2 separate regions of the Homo sapiens genome follow, and region 2 is linked to region 1. A link is a loop called in an ENCODE intact Hi-C map of the cell type or tissue named here. Cell type or tissue: mesothelial cell of epicardium. All regions are shown on one strand. Links, peaks and the distances in the headings refer to the core of each region. The heading gives the core; the rest is flanking DNA.

Region 1 (5,645 bases), core at 1,264-3,763:
AATGAGTTAAAACAGACTTTAATACCACTAAGCATGGATTTCCCCATTAACCTTGGCAATTATGTCACTTCAAAGAAGGAAGTATCAATAACGAAATTCTTTTGAATTAAATAAAATTATGGAAATTGTCCATCTGAGGTCTGGGCGCAGAAGAAGGAGGTTTCGGTATTTTAAAGAAGAACTCTTATTGGTGGATAATTATTAATATGAAATGAAATTTGTAAAGCTAGCCCTATCAGGGTACCTATATATATAGGTGCTTGATGAGTATTTAGTCTCCCTCACACCATTTTCTAATTCCCATCCTTGAAAATTTTGGCAGGAAATACAGACTTCCCAGTGGCTAAAAAATTATGCTGAAACTTCTCTTGTGGTTCAGGTAACCTCCACTTACTTAAAAACACACACACACACACACACACACACACACACACAAAATTTATCCAGGGAACTTTAATAGCTTATTAAACCTTAATGGAACTATCTAGGCAAAATAAAAATAATGGTGATTACGTATTCTAAATCCAAAACACATTAAATTAACTCGAATTTTTTGATGGTTCCAATAGGTAACTATTACCACCTGATTTCGTTTACGAGTTTCCACAGTAAAAACGAAATTTGTCAGCACTCGTTTGCTTCTAGCATTTCTGCTACAGCAGGCTTCGCCGGCAGACTGATCTTTCTAGACCTTGTCTCTTTCAGAGCGCCAATTTTATATTGAGGCTATTCAGTTCTCCACTTTTAAGAGAGACGGGTGCACTTTTTTTTCCTTTAAAAATCAAATGAGAAAATGGAGAAAGAGTTTGTAGCACTCACGGGTGGAGAAAACCCATCTGCCTGATCCTTTTGTCCCGGTGCGGAGTCGCTGGAGAGGAGAGTCTCCTGGAGCCGCTTCGCGGATCCCACTGGGTCACCTGGTCCTGGCTTATTTTCTTTGAGGCCCATTCTCGGGGAGTAAATAGACAGTAGCGAGTTTCCTGGCAACTTTGCACTACTCTTTAAATAGAAGAGAATTCCTCCAGTTTGCCTCCCCTTATAGGCTTTCCCGCCTCAAATTGTTTTAAATGCTCCTCACAGTCTTTTTGCCCCTTCTCCCAATGACAAGGCAAGTCTCAGCGGGTGACCTTGGTGTGTGCCGCAGGGTTCAGGCTCTTGGAGCCCAGCTGCCCTGCTGAGAGAGCGGGAGGATAGTCGCACCTAATTAGTACGCGGCTCCGGCGGAGATGAGTGCGTGGGCACTGTGCGTGCATCTTGCACATGACACCCAAGTTCAAAGCGCCCTGCTTATGAAAACTTGGGGCATCAATATCGTCTCATCACTCAGGCGCCCTTAGCGAATCTGGACAGATCGAGGGGCGCAGTCTTGGCTTCCGGACCAGGACTTTCTTTTTTTGAGATCTATTTAGCTAGTTTAGAAAAATACACCTTATGCGAACATATACAGCTATTTTCTCGCCCTCCACTCCAGTGGTCTGCAAGCCCCTGGTGCTAGTGTGAATATTCCTGAGTCCTGAGCGGGTTCCCGCCCGTGCAGAGCCAAGAACACTGAGCGGAGGTCACTGTAAGTTCAGAGCCGTGCATCCTGGTTAGAATTGGGAGAAAAAATTCTAAGCCCGCCCGGAGCTGCTCAGAAAAGATGGGTCTCGGTCCAGCGCCCCCTTAAAGTCCTCAGTGCGCGAAAGTCTTGGATTACTGTGCTTTGCGCAAATTGGACGCCACGCCTGAAGGGCCCGCGGAATCAATCGCTTGCCTTCTGTGGGGTCCTGGCATCAGCGTGACCAGGACATGCTATTATTATTGGAAACCGAGTCTTGAAGTGGACCCCCAGCCTCCACCCAAGCCCTGCGGCCAGGGAATAATTCTAAGGGCTCTCCCCTTTGGATGTCTAGGGTCGGGGCGGTCTCGGCTCCCTGGATCCTCTGGTGTCCCGGCACCGAGGGGCGCTCGGCAGCGGGGCAGAGGGGACGGCCTCGCGACCCCGCCAGGGGCACGAAGGAACGGCGGCCGAGGGAAGTCCACGCGGGCTCTGGCGCAGCAGCGAAGCTGGAGGCGTTTGCTCCGCTCTGCCCGGAGCAAGGGGCGCGCAGGGGAAACCGCTTCTAGAGCTTCGCGGGGAAGGGATCAGGGGCGGAGGGAATTCTGTATTCTAGTTGTGGATCTTTCGGGTCTCTGTCAGTTAACAGAAGCCTTTGGGGTGTGGGTCCGGGACGCCGCTCGGAGCCGTAAAACCTTGCCTGACCCGGCGCTCCCAGCCACTGCGGTGCAGCCGCCTTCGCCTTCTGGGTGCGGGACACAATCTGGCCCAAGGTCGTTCAAATCGGGGCCGGCCTACCCCTCAGAGAGAGCCTCCGCCCATGGTCCAGTGGCAGGGAAGCCTCAGGCTACGGCCTAGATGGAGCATTCACAAGGGCGTTTCCAGGCCCCAGTGGCCTCTGAGCAGGGGTTAACTGAGGTTCAGGTTTCTTCTGAAAACCTGAACTGAGGTTCAGGTTCACAAAAAGAATTACACAAGTTTCCCAACTCTACAATCTGTTAACTCAAGGCCGATTACCTTCTCAGAATCCTCTAAGTATTTTTGCCTGTAAAGTGAATTTGGACTTTCTTCTTCTCTTCCTCACACAGCTGGTCACAGACAAAAGGTGGGTTACAGGCCTGGAAAAGATTCATCCCCTGCTCACACATGTGCCTCTTTCTTGGGACGTTGTGTGTTCTCCACACTCCTGGGCCGGTCAGGAGGGGTCTTGTGCTCTGCTAGGGAGGTGGGCTTCCCTGTAGGAAGAGTGTGGAGGGAAAGGCCTAGCTGGCCCACTTGGTAGGGAGGGTCCCACGTGGCCTGCAGAAAGGCATGAAAATGACCAGGAGACAGGACCTGGGCCGATATGTGTGAAGGGTGGGGATCTGGAGGCATTGGGAAAACTCTCTCCCAGTGAAAAAGAGGCCCAAGAAGTTCTGCTGCCTGTTCTAAGAAGACAGGATGCTCAGTCTCAAGGTGGGACAAGGCCAGAGTTCCTTGCGACCAAACTGGGATCGGAAATCTGTATTTTCCTGGCTAAACTTCTTGTATTTTAAGCTTCTTTCTCATTTGCTTTCCGTTTACTCTTTAGTCAAGTGTTTCTGAAAATCTTGCCAAAAGGAAGTCATTCAGTTAACAGATATTTATTGAGAGACCACTGCATGTCAGGCACAGGAATAGGACGGTGAAGAAGACAGTTCTTGTCCTTACAGCTTACAATCCAATTTTTATCTTAAGAGAATAAAAGCAATTAAAGGATGCCATGAAAAAGATACCTGGGTAGATCCAAGGTGAAGGGAGCATGGCTATTTGGGGCTACTTACAAGAACTTCAGTATCCTTGAAACTTAGAGGGCAGAGGACCTGCTGGGGGAGCAGAGAGACAGCTTGAGGAGAGGAGCCTGGGCCCTGAGAGGGGGACCCGGGGTGAATAGTTCATCATGGGGCTTTCATGGTGCACAGCAGGTGAAGCCGAGGGCTGTGTTAGATCCGATGCCCCCTAGGTTTCCTTCTGGTGTGAAGATTTGAAGGATTCACTTTTATCAAGGGAGCTGATGTTTCCTTGCCAGGCACCACATATATCCCTGTGCTATTACACATGATTAATACTGCAGACTTTAAAATAACAATATGCAACTAAAAAGTACTTTCAAGAGAACTCATCTAGCAGAACGTTTTGTAAGAATATTGTAGTTAGAGAATTGTGTTGGAGATTAAATCATACATAGTGAACAAGACACTGTCCAGTCCTCACAATTTACCATCCAGTGGAAGATACAGAGAAATATATATGAGACATTCGAATTCACTGGAGAATAGAGAGCAGGCTTTATGCTCTCAGGAAGTTGGGTTATAGGGTTGGGGCATTTAGTTCAAGGTAGCTTGGGGAGGTCCCATGAAGAAATCTGGGAGATGATTCATAGAAGAACGGCTTTTGTGTATTGACTGAGCCCTTATTCTTATATGGCATTCAAAATCCTCCTGCAAACACAGTATTTCTGGGGCTCAGAATTGCCCTGAATTAATAACTGTGCTAGAAAGACAAAAGAAAGTTCTTGCAACTGATGAGACTTAAAAAAGTCCCCTCTGGAAATGTTAAGGCCTTCACAATATTTCTAGGGCTCAGGATTGTCAAAGGCTACTAACTCTGCCAGAGAGACAAAAGAAAGATCTTGCAACTAACTAGACTAAAAAAAGTGCTAGTTTGATGTTACAGTGATTAATTATGAAAATACTCAGGCATGATGCTTTTAATTGAATCCTTTTGTAGCATTATTGGTAGGGGCAGGAGGGAACAGCAATTCCTTGAATGCCTGCTGTTCCATAGGCCCTTGACATATATTGTCTCTTTTAATGCTCATGACAACTCCATCAAGTCGGTATTTTTATTTCCATTTTTTAGATTAGAAAAATGAGGTTCAGTGAGGTTATGCAAGGCCACTTGGGGAGTAAGTGGCAGACCCATCTGACTTCAAGCCTGTGTTCTCTTCCCTTTTCTCATGGAGTGCCTTCCCAACCCAGAGGGTGATGAGTCTAAAAAGGAATCATATTAAGAGAATTCACATTTGCAAATTTTAAATTCCTATAAAAAAATAGGCTTGGATGAACTTATAATATCTCTATAAATTATATTTTAGGGTTGCCAATATAAAAAATTAAGGAGATCAAAATAAACATCAAGAATGCTTTATACAAATTAAATTAACAGAATGCAATTAATGTCTCTTTACCGTTGCTTGCTAGAAAATTTTCAGAATAAAGAGATGCTTATCCATTAGTTTTGCTTTATTACACAGAGAAACACATGCGTGTCTAGCCTTACACTTAAGTGGAAATTCCCTTAGGTCACTTTCCCTGGGTTGTGACTAAAGGCAGCTGTCATTATCATGTAGGCCATGTGAGGTTTGTGACTGGAGAAGGGATTATGGTCATGTTATAATGTTATAAGTTGATAAAATTTTATAGGTACAAGTAAAAGCTTTTTACTTAAAACGAAAATCCTAGGATTACATCAATCAATCAATTCAGCAAATATCTGTTGAACATCTTCTGCCTGCCAAGGACCGTGCTGTGTGCTGAGGATATAACGTTGATCAAGACAAACTGAGTCCTTGCTACTGGAGACAGCCGATCAGGAAGGAAGGAAAACAAGACTTGCTTGGCTTCTGCCGTGTGCCAAACACTCTCCTAGATTCATTTAATCCTTCAGATGAGCCTGCTGTCTGTCCCTGTATATGCAGAACATGCGCAGAAAAAAAGTGAGCCTCAGAAAAATTAAATAGCTTGTTCAAGGTCATACAGCTTGTAAATGACAGAGCTCCAATTCAAACCCAGCAATAAAGACAAAGTTCTTTTCACTATGCTACACTACATCCTTGACTATGAAAATACTAAAAATTGTGAGTACTTGTTAGTCATTTTATCCCTCCTTGGCTTGTTTCCTCAATTAAAACAGCTGGGTGACTATTCTTATACTATTCACCTCATAGAACACTCTTAAAACCCAAAGCACTGTAAAAAAGTTTTTTTACAGTGCTTTTTAATTGTTTAGCTTAATTTAATTTTATAGGAGAAAAAGCATATGAACCCTAATAACAGGTGTGTCATAATAATCTATTGGTAGAAAAAAA
Region 2 (5,645 bases), core at 2,043-4,542, 350 kb after region 1:
TTTTTATTTTTATTATTATTTTTTGAGACGGAGTCTTACTCTGTAGCCCAAGCTGGAGTGCAGTGGTGCGATCTTGGCTCACTGTAACCTCTGCCTCCAGGGATCAAGCGATTCTCATGTCCCAGCCTCCCAATTAGCTGGAACTACAGGCAAATGTCACCATGCCTGGCTAATTTTTTTTTTTTTTTTTTTTTTTTTTTTTTGGATTTTACTAGAGACAGGATTTCACCATGTTGCCCAGAGTGGTCTCGAACTCCTGAGCTCAGGCGATCCGCCTGCCTTGGCCTCCCACAGTGCTGGGATTATAGGCGTGAGCCACCACGCCCAGCCAAATTCTATTTTTTTAAGAAACAACTCAACCCAGAAATCTACTTTTGTGTCCCTTCTATCCATTGTTTCCTTTGAGGCAAAAAGCATTATGTGTGAATTTGCATCTGAGGTGAATGCTATGCTTGGGTGTGTTATATCTGAGAGTAAACTTCAAGTGCTGATAATTCTTGGGGCAGCATGGCAGGGGAGGAGGAGAAAGGAAGAAGTGGGATAAACATGGTGACAGAGAAGAAGTGCTTTAGATCCACTGTTTGAGAACTCTAGTGGACTGCGGAAATCCTACCTTCCTCTAATCTAGAGTTTTTCTATTTTTTTTTTTTTTGACAATAGAACACATTTGGAATGCAATGCCTCCTAATAGGCCACAGAAGTAATATTCTGTGTAACACATAATGCACTCTCTTAATCAAAACTATAATAGAAGGTCAAATGGGAAAGGGACAGAATATGTATTCCCTTGGTAAAAACAATACAAATGATAAACACAATCATAGTCATAGTAGCTAATGTTTATGTAGTATTTACCATATGTGAGGTATAACTTCTACTAACTATTCTAAGTACATTATATACAGGAACTCATTTAATCCTACAATGAATCTGGGCCATCTATTATATTGATGGAAAATTGTTACCAATGATTGAATAGACTATCACACATTGTATACTAGAAGAAATTGCTATTCTATGACAAAATGGTGAGCTGGCAAAGTTAGAGAAAACCTAAAGCAATTAAAAAGAATGGGCATACAGAGAACTAAAGAATTTAGTATCAGTAGCATGCATTGTACCTTTACAGCATGAAGGTCTTAGTACCTACAATGTTAAAAATTACATTTAGAAAATTAGCTCACAGCTCTTGCAGGTACTGGTGCAAAGCATGTCTTATTTAAATGTTTATTATCGTCTAAGCTTTTATTATTCCTTGGCTGTCCTAGAGATGTATGATAAGATATAATCTTTATAGAAGGAAAATGACAATTATTTCAAGTTCTATTCCTTAAGAAATTAGGGAAATAAGAATTCTGGGAAGATGGCAACAATGGCATTATAGCTTACGACTATTCCTGAATCCTCTAATGAACACAGTCAGAGTAGCAAAACCAAAACTGCACAGATGAAATCTACAACAAAGCAACAAAACATACACCCTAATGCATGTGTATATGGGGATGAAACTCTGATAGCAAAAAGACTTGTGTGGTATCACTAAAACTTTGCAAGAAGCAGAGAGAAGGAACTGAGACTTACGATGGATTTGAGTGGTGGAGAACCCCCAAATCATCAGTGATACTCACTGGAAAGCTCTGTGGTGTGTTCTGAGAGGAACAACTGATTCTTTGAGGACGCTTTACAGGACTCAATTCATAGGTAACTGCAAGGAGGCCATCATTAGGTTTGATGATGCTGTGGCTGTCTGAGTCGAAACTCTTGAAACTAACCAACTACAGATCACTTTCAGAACAAAGCTCTGCACTGAGGAGAGACTTCATTTAGAACTCATATTGAGGAGGAGGAGAACAACAGGAGCAAAGGAAAGAGAAAATCCAGCCAAGAATGAGGTATAGGAGAAGAGAAAGCAGATCTCAGAGAGCATGAAGCCATGTTTTTGAATCCTTCATTAAAAAAACAAACAGATGCAGGTGTTTCCAGTATAAAGTTAGGTCCTTGCTACCATTGTAAAAGTGTAAGAATATTCATTTTACCCTAACATGAGCAACAGAAAAGGATTACAGTTAAAAATACCATGTAAAGTTATTATAAGCAAAAAGAGAAAATGAATAAAATAATGTCCCTACAATGAAGGCACACCAGAAAGATAAGTCCACAAGGCAAATAAAAACTGCAACCTAATATTTCAAAACAGGCCAAAAGAAGTTGAGAAGCAAATAATAGATATGAAAGAACAACACGAATAAGAATTAGAAAAAGTCATAAATGAGGTGATTGGAGAAAAATACGATTTAGAAAGATGGCAGAACTTAGGAAATAATTTTAAAATAAAAAAAAATCAAGTTCAGTGTTGAATTCTAAATTAGAGGAAACCCAAGAGCAAATTGATACCTTCAGAGAAATAGAAGAAAGAACAAAGAAAAAACTTTTAAAAATAAAGTGAATGAAGACACTAAAAGGATGGAAGAGAAGGTGACAGCTATAAAAATAGGCAGGGACATTAACACATGTGTATTGGGAGTCCCCCAAAAAGGAACCAAAGCCATGGTATAGAACAAGTATTTGAAATTATGATTCACAAAAAAATGTCCTGACTTGAAACTATTGAAAGATAGTACTGCAAACCTGGGAAAAAAGACTCAAGAGATATTTTCACTAAAACTATGAACTTTAAAGAAAAGGAAACAATCCTTTGGTCAACCAGGCAAAAAAATGAAGTCACTGATAAAGGAAAGGGAATCAGATTACATAAGACTTTTCAACTTTACTGCAGCAGACCATACAATAATGCATTTAACAAAGTCAGGAGTTGAAACAGTCAAAGATATCATACCTTGTCAAACTGACAAACTTATTTCATTATAAAGGTTAGAGATAAACTGTAATAACTATGCAAAAAAACTCAAAATATTCTTCCCTTGAGAATTCATGAATATTCTACTGAAAAATAAGTGTTAGTTTGCAAAAGCAAACTTGAACACATGAAAAGGCATACTTCTTGGATCGGAAAATTCAACATAATAAAGTTGTCAATCCTCTTTAAATTAATTTATAAATGTAATGCAATCCCAGTAAAAATTCCATTTTTTTTTATAATCAAGTAGACAGGTTGACTAAAAAGTTTATTTGGAATAAGAAACAAGAAAGAATAGCCAGGTAAAGAACAAAAATGGAGAATATACTAATGGAAATTGATAATGCAAACATTATAAAGCCTTATAATTTAAAAAGTATGGTTTGCATACACGAATAAACAGACCAATGGATCAAGATAGAAAATCCAGAAATGGATTCAATTACATATGCAAATTACTGGAGAAAGGAGATGGACTTTTGAAAAGTGTTTTTGGGAAAACTGGATGACCTTTTGCAAAGATAAAATTGGATCCATTCCTCACACTGCACATCAAAATAAACTTTAAATATATTAGAGATTTAAATGTAAGCAATGACACTGTATAAGTAACAGAAAAAACATAGTGAAGCACTTTCCTAACTATGACTGAAAATGCAGAAGCAACAATGGGAAAGGTTGATACACTTGATAATATATGTATACAAACAAATTTTACATGACTGAAAAAACTATCATAAGAAAAGCAAAAAACAAAAAGAGAGACAAATATGGGAAAAATTATTTGCAATTTCTATAATGGACAGAATGTTATATTTTTATATAATACAGCTTCTAAAGACAGAGAGGTTTTTAGAGACCAATGACTCTATAGAAAAATCACCTAGAGATAGACACAAGTCACAAAAAAATGAAATGCAAATACCCTTGGACATGTGAACAGATACACAATCTCGTGCATAGTAAGAGAAGTGCAAGTTAAAATTATGTTGACATAGTACTTAACTATCAGATTGATAAAACCCCAAGTTTAAAAACATTCTGAGTGTCATTTAGAGCTAGAGTTTTTGGCATGCAAAAAAGAAAATTCAAATATGAGATGAAGGAGGTTGAGTAAAAAGGCAGCAGTGTAAACTGAGATATATTTTATCTCAAAAAATATCCTACATACTAAAAAAATCCATCTTTTTAATGCAAAGAAATAAAACCCATCACCAGTCCAGTGACAATGAGTAGCTGTAGGATTCAGATTGTGTTCTTTAAGTCCCATTTCCCCATAGAAAGAACCAGGACTCCAGAGAAATGGGTGATTCTAACTCTGGGATAGAAAATGTACAGGGATAGTCTGGAGCATCTTGTCACACCAGAAAGCAATGACGCTCAAGGAAGTTATAAGACTACGTAAGAGGATATGCTGAAAAGGAAACGTTTTGAAGTTGCTCCCACTGGCTAAGTTTTGAGCAACAATAAGGACAAAAGATGTCAATGAATCATGATACATGAAATATATTTAAATGCATGACTTTTAATGGTACTAAAAAACATCACATTGGTCACCTTAGAAAGACTTGAAGAACCAATTCATTATTTTAAAGAATAGTAAATAGAAAAGAAATAGTAAGCATTTATCCTGCCTTCCCTATACTAAAAGTACTTCAGAATAAACAATTGATGAAGGGAAATTTCTCTTAGAGACAGAGTCTAGGTAATACATGGGAAAGAGATGAGAATTAAAGTATTATCACTTTGCAACATTTAATGGATTAACAGATCCAGGCAATTATCATCAGTGGTTGCCAATATATGTATATAACTTAATGTATAATACTAATTTATATTATAATATATGCTATATTAATTTAATATATATTAGCATATGTATAATTTAATATTTAATATATAATTATATATTACATATGTATATAGCTCTATAAGTACTATAGATAATATATATTAATCTAATTTTCTCTGTCATCTATTATTTACCTATTATCTCTCTCTACTATCTGTCTGTCTATTTATCATAGAAAAGAATTACGCCTTGGTACCAATTCAGTCAGGTGGGCTCACATGATTGACTTTTAGCCCCATCTTTTGCTTAAAAATAAAAATTACATAGTACTGTAGGAAGACTGTAGGGAGCTGAGTGGGGACTAAGAGAGCATACAAACTTTATTTTACAACTATCCAGTCCACCACCTATCTCACAGATATGGGTGCAATTTCTAAGTCAAACACTATCTCATAACTGACTATATATGGCTTTTCCTGGGGTGAAATACTTTGTTTTTGCTTTCGGCATTCCTTCCCTGACTTGCCTTTTTAGTTGTTGTGGGGACTATGTTTTTAAATCCACGAGATGCAAGGAAACAATGGACGCCTTTCTTCGCTGCTTGTAAAGGTCATATGAGAAACAAGCATGAGCAGAGCAGTTCTGACTAGACGTGCAAGCACACACAGAACGGGACACATTCACCGCGTCGTTTGTCAGCATTAACCCTTTGCTTATACCAAGAAAAGGAGGCTGTGTTTCTATCTTCAGATGGTTTTGGACTGAATTTATGTGAAGTAGAAAACAGGAGTGAATCACTGAAATTTTTGCTTGCTCTGTTAGGGCTTGGGAAGACCCAAAATGGAGGTGGCGTCTGAGTCCAGGAAGAAAGAGGACGTTTATGAAACAAGAGGTCAGGGATTTTCCTCTCAGGTCTCACGACTGTAAGCAGATCAGAGCTGCCAGATGACTATGCAATGCCTCTAGCACCATAAGGAATATTCCCCTCCAACACCA

What was found. Hi-C counts contacts between places; a loop is a spot of excess contacts. Peaks named below come from ENCODE experiments on the same cell type or tissue, not always from the same donor. Only the 100,000 strongest peaks of a DNase experiment are listed, where the experiment ranks them.
Region 2: a loop joins it to region 1, with 16 times the contacts of the local background. A loop is called at or near these places in 1 of 110 quality-filtered maps.

The regions. Positions count from the first base shown.
Region 1 is chr13:50,131,555-50,137,199 of GRCh38, forward strand. The region is part of intron 2 of DLEU1 (deleted in lymphocytic leukemia 1); the gene reads left to right. Among named protein-coding and RNA genes, the nearest start is that of DLEU2, 8.8 kb to the left of the region's middle. In mesothelial cell of epicardium, for the core only: no CTCF peak of the experiment used is centred there; DNase peaks (open chromatin) are centred at 1,317, 1,517, 1,677 and 2,764.
Region 2 is chr13:50,479,381-50,485,025 of GRCh38, forward strand. The region is part of intron 4 of DLEU1 (deleted in lymphocytic leukemia 1); the gene reads left to right. Among named protein-coding and RNA genes, the nearest start is that of DLEU1-AS1, 45 kb to the right of the region's middle. In mesothelial cell of epicardium, for the core only: no CTCF peak of the experiment used is centred there; no DNase peak of the experiment used is centred there.